Linked DNA regions of Homo sapiens: region 2 is linked to region 1. A link is a loop called in an ENCODE intact Hi-C map of the cell type or tissue named here. Cell type or tissue: Caco-2. All regions are shown on one strand. Links, peaks and the distances in the headings refer to the core of each region. The heading gives the core; the rest is flanking DNA.

Evidence for each region. Peaks named below come from ENCODE experiments on the same cell type or tissue, not always from the same donor. Only the 100,000 strongest peaks of a DNase experiment are listed, where the experiment ranks them.
Region 2: it touches region 1 in a loop (12-fold over the local background); 3 of 110 quality-filtered maps call a loop at or near these places.

The regions. Positions count from the first base shown.
Region 1 is chr12:27,939,382-27,942,296 of GRCh38, reverse strand. No RefSeq gene overlaps it. Among named protein-coding and RNA genes, the nearest start is that of PTHLH, 32 kb to the left of the region's middle. In Caco-2, for the core only: a CTCF peak has its summit at 1,277 (motif pointing right); a DNase peak (open chromatin) is centred at 1,316.
Region 2 is chr12:27,806,336-27,809,250 of GRCh38, reverse strand. It overlaps the pseudogene RN7SKP15. Among named protein-coding and RNA genes, the nearest start is that of MANSC4, 28 kb to the right of the region's middle. RefSeq lists an enhancer at 1,627-1,796. In Caco-2, for the core only: a CTCF peak has its summit at 1,673; no DNase peak of the experiment used is centred there.

The sequences.
Region 1 (2,915 bases), core at 186-2,685:
AAAAATTAACTGGGCATGGTGGCACACGCCTGTAGTCCCAGCTACTCAGGAGGCTGAGGCAAAAGAATCGCTTGAATCCAGGAGGCGGAGGTTGCAGTGAGCCAAGATCGTGCCACTGCACTCCAGCCTGGGTGACAGAGCAAGACTCCATCTCAAAAAAAAAGAAAGAAATCACACCACTGATCTGGTGAAAGTTATTAAGATATTAGAGTACTATGATGTTGTGATAATTACAGACCTTTTTCACTAGCATAGCTTCTCTTCATTTGTAATATTGCCTAAGAGTGAGCATTTCTTATGTACTGAGCACTGTCAAGGGCATTGTATGCATTATTTCATTGAATTCTTCAAAACCCCTCTGAAGTAGGTAAGGTGATTGTCTCATTTTGCAGATGAAAACCATTAAACTCATTGATTCAAAGAACATGTGCCCAGAAAGGTCATGTCAGAATTGGAAGCAGACAATCTGAGTCCAGAGCCTCTGCCTTTCCTAAAATATAGATTAATTCATAAATTCAGATATCATTAGGGAATTTAAAAAGTCAAAAATTTTGCTACATAGTCTTTACAATTGACAAATAGGAAAAAGAAAGAAGAAAAAAAACCGATGCATAAGGTAAGATGTTGAAATTTCTTACATTAATTTAATATGTATGGTCTATTTGTCTTCTGGAAAAAATAGCATTTCCCATTAATTATAAAATAGTTCTAAATTATGGAATAAAATACTTGCTTCATGCCATATGATTTAAAACTTATTCATTAGCAAGCACCACAGATTTTCTTATATTCAAATATTATTTTTTCTCAATGTCAACATATACCACTTTTAAGCCTAAGGACTATTTGATCATCACTTTGAGAAGTTTCTTGTTGCAAAATAACAGGTTGGCAAAGAAAATACTGAATTTGCCAACTTAAAAATGTTAGTCATGATATTTATGTCTAAAGTTCATCATTCGTTTTGTAAAACCTCTAGTGTCTTTTCATTATTATTAAATATTGAAGTTTTCTAAAAACACAAACCAACAAAAATTTTGGTATGAATTATGCCACATTAATATAAAATTTCCAGAGCTTCAAAAGTTTTTTTTTTTAAACCACATAAAACAGAGCTGGAAGATATTTTAAAAGGTCACAAGGTTCATCCTCAACCACTTGCAATCAAGACTAGTATCTAAGAGACACATTTTAAGATTGTTTACTAGAATAATTTCAATCATATTCATAAATTGTGCTCTGATTATTTAACATGAAACATGTTACTGGCATACTCTTAAATTCAGCTGACAGCCTGGGAGTGACCACGAGGTGGCAGCACAGGAGACACTCAGCCTTGAATTCAACTTGTACTCCCCTGACTGGAGGAGTAAGCCAGAGAAAGGTAGGTATAGAAGAAGACGCAACACTCTCCTTTCTCTTAGAACTTTCAGATTGTGTGGCTTTGCTGGCCATTCCATTTATGGGTTAGAGGAGCCAAAAACAAGAATTACTTTTTTAATGGAGGAAAATATCACCTATAAGCTCATTCCTTTTCACGTTTTCCTTCATAGGCATGTTTTTGCGTAGTTGTTGTACATATAATTTTCTGGTCTTCTAATCTATTTTACACTGTTTCTGTTTTCCTGCTTTAAAATTTCAATGGATGGCTGGGCAGTGTTTCAGGCCTGTAATCGCAACACTTTGGGAAGCCACGGCAGAAGATCTCTTGAGGCCAGGAGTTCAAGACTGGCCTGGGCAACATAGCAAGACCTCATCTCTACAAAAATTTTAAAAATTAGCCAGGGGCAGTGGCATGTGCCTGTAGTCCTAGCTACTCAGCAGATGGAGGCAGGAGAATCACTTGAGACCAGGAGTCCCAGGACGCAGAGAGCTATGATTGCGCCACTGCACTCCAGCCTGGGCAATGGAGCAAGATCCTGTCTTAAAGAAACTTTTTCAAAAAATGTCAATGGCTTCTCCCTGCTCTTCTCAAATGGCCCTTGATGGTCCCTCCAGCCTTTTCTTTTCCAAAGTGATCTCCCTGCAGACCACAGGACATGGCACAGTGAAACACACTCAATTCATATTTATTGAAGTTTTCATTTTTTAAAAATTATTGTGGCAAAAAAATAAGGTTTTCTATCTTAGCCATTTTAAGAGTGCAGTTTAGTAGTGTTAAGTATATTCACATTGTTCTACAACAGATCTCCAAGACTCTTTCGCCATGCAAATCTGAAAGTCTATGCCCATTAAACAATTCCCCTTTTCCTCCACTACACCCACCAGTCCCTGGTAACCACGATTCTACTTTGTTTCTGTGATTTTGACTACTTCAAATACCTCACATAAGTGGAATGATATGATACTTGTCTTTTTGTTACTGGCTTTTTTCACATAATATTATCGGGGTTTATCTATGTTGTAGTATGTGACAGAGTTTTATTCTTTTTTTTTTTCTTTTTTTTTTTTTGAGACGGAGTCTCGCTCTGTCGCCCAGGCTGGAGTGCAGTGGCGTGATCTCGGCTCACTGCAAGCTCCTCCTCCCGGGTTCACGCCATTCTCCTGCCTCAGCCTCCCAAGTAGCTGGGACTACAGGCGCCCGCCACCACGCCCGACTAACTTTTTGTATTTTTAGTAGAGACGGGGTTTCACCGTGTTAGCCAGGATGGTCTCGATCTCCTGACCTTGCGATCCGCCAGCCTCGGCCTCCCAAAGTGCTGGGATTACGGGCGTGAGCCACCATGCCCGGCTGTTTTATTCCTTTTTGAGGCTGAGTAATATTCCATTGTATGGATTTACTGTGTTTTGCTTATCCTCCATCCATTCATGGACATTTGGATTGCTTCTATCTCTTGGCTACTACGAATAATGCTGCTATAAACATGGATGGGCAAATATCTCTTTGAGATCCCTCATTTAGCTTTTTTGGATGT
Region 2 (2,915 bases), core at 191-2,690, 130 kb after region 1:
TTGGTTAAAATAAAACGTGTTCCAAATCAATGCCTCAGAAGGATTATGGAGTTGCCACAGTTTGGGCTGTGAAATAGTCCGTGAAGATAATAATAAACAGTGCTAATGAATGTTCCCCATCTGTTCTTTCTCCCCTTAATGGCTATCAGATAAGAGAACGGAATAAATCAGCAGCCTTTGTACGCTGTCTAATATGCCATAATGTGAGCCCTGGCCTTGGGTCTGTTTGTGTTATTTTCTTAAAATAGTCACAGAGAAGGCCCCTGGAGAGTTCCTTTTTCCCATGACCTGCCCAGACCAGAAGGCTTAGGATGACTCTGGTCCTCAGAAACAAAAGCCAAAGAAAAAAAAAAGCCAAGAAACCAGGCATGGTGGCTCACGCCTGTAATAACAACATTTTGGGAGGCCGAGTTGGGGGGAATCACTTGAGGCCAGGCAGCCTGGCCAACAAGGTGAAACGCCATCTCTACTAAAGATACAAAAATTAGCAGGGCGTGGTGGCATGCACCTGTAGTCCCAGCTACTCAGGAGGCTGAGGCAGGAAAATCGCTTGAACCTGGGAGGCAGAGGCTTCAGTGAGCCAAGAAGGTGCCACTACATGGGCAACAGAGTCTTTCTCTGTCTCAAAGAAGAAAAAAGAAACCTAAGACAAAGGAATCAGGTGATTCCCGGGATTAGAACAACACTGTCTTGACTCTACCACTGAACACTTGGCTTTGCTCTGAAGAATCCCCCTCCCTCAATGGGTACGGTCTCGGTGAGACTTCCCAAGGGGCCCCATCCCATCCCCAGCCTAGGGCTGGACATGTGACCCCAGCAGGACAATCAGGGTGCTCACTCCTTCCATTTCCATTCAGGGCTCATGGCACGAGACCTAAAGTGGGTTGGAGTTTCTGTCCCATTGGTGGAGCCCCGAAGAGATTGTCCTTGAGTTCCCAACTGCCAGAGCTGCCATCGTTTCTGTTTCTTTCATGTCCTATTAAAGATTGAGTTAAATCCTATCTTTTTAGTAACTTTTCTTTCCTTCCCTTCCTTCCCTCTTTCCTTCCTTCCTTCTTTCCTTCCTTCCTTCTTTCCTTCCTTCCTTCCTTTCCTTCTTTCTTTCTTTTTTCTTTCTTTCTTTCTTTCTTTCTTTCCTTCTTTCTTTCCTTCTTTCTTTCTTTCTTTCTTTCTTTCTTTCTTTCTTTCTTTCTTTCTTTCTTTCTTTCATCAGCTAGAGTCAGTGTCTGTTGGTTTTTTAAAAAATCCTGACTGGTGGGTACCTTCCAGGTACTGGAAGGTGACAGAAATTAGCCTCCATGGGACACTGAACACTGACAGCACTGAATTCATAGACATTATTTAACATCTGTACCTGCTAACTCATGCACTCAGCTAAGAAAGGTACCGTGTTTTTTCATTAAAAGTTGAAATCAAGGTAAGGCTAACGGTCTACGGCCATACCACCCTGAACATGCCCGATCTCATCAAACTATGGCTAACGGTATAGGATTTACCTATCCTGTTCTTTCAGACTTGTAATTATTAAAATGACATTATTAGGCATTAAAATGACACGCATCATGGGGATGTGGGGAGGTGGGGAAGGTAGGCAACTCAAAGCAAACTTCATTTCAGGCAGTGCGCCCCTTCTCAATGAATGGCATGTGAAGCAAACAGCACATTTTAAAAGGTTTTTGAGATAAGATTTAGTACCTGTTTTGAGCTGAACGGTGCCCCCTACCTCCTTAAAAAAAAAAATCAGCGTATCTTTTTTTTTTTTTTAAGGAGGCAGGGGGCAGAGGTTGCAGTGAGTTGAGATCAGGCTACTGCACTTCTGCCTGGGAGACAAAGCAAGACTCTGTCTCAAATAAATAAACAAAACCAACAGACAAACATATACATACACACCAGATTGTATAAGAAAAGTCACCACCAGCCACAGACCACTTGTTATTACAGTGCCTCTTTCTAGATCTCTTGCCTCTGACTTCTTGTCTTCCTACCCAGCAGCACCTCGAAATCCACCAGGGCTGAAAGTAGCCTGAGCAGCGGAATCTCTGCCCCTAGACTTCCTCAGGAAACCCTTCACAGGCCCACATGGGGGTCAGACCACACTTTCTGACAACAACATCGCCTACCTTTTCTACATCTCTTTCCGCTGGCATTCAGATTCTGAATAACTGTGTATTTGTGCCATTCAATTCAGATTTTAGAAAAAAAAAAAAACAGTTCTACGAGTGACAATAATATCACTCAAGCCCTAATATTGATTCTAGTGATGAGAAAATAATGAAGCGACGGGGCTCCATTCCCATTTGCCTGCGGGGCCCCCTGAACTCCTAGGCGTTTGCCTCACTACTGTCTGTGGGCAAACTTCCTTTCCAGCCACAGCCAGAATTCGAAACTTCTCCCATCTGCGTGACGCATTATGTACGTTGGTAGAAGAGAAAAGTACACTGTTTTCCTAATAACCGTTGTTCCTCAAGAAAACACTTTTTTCCTATAAGGAAATTTTAGGGCTACATAAACCAGAAACCTATATATTTTCAGAAAACCCAAGGAGGCTTCAAAACCTTTCCAATTTAACAAATACTTCCAGAATCTGCTGTGTTACATGGCTCTGGTGTATGTCCTGACATAGAGTGATAAAAAGATTAATGAAACACTCTATCATCAAGGAAACTACAGTCTAGAAGAGGAATAAGACAAGCACATAAGAACTGTTCTATGAGACAAATATGTGTGCCCTGAGAGAGAGATAGCTGAAGCTGTATCCAGGAACAAGTATTTTCAGAAGGCTTATCTTCCATAACACTGTAAACCAACCAGCTAGCTCACTTACCAAGACTAACAGCTTCCCCATCAAGGCTAGCTTAGGGGATGTGAGGGTGATCTGCCTGTGACAACTCTCACCCCACTGATCGCCAGGGTTG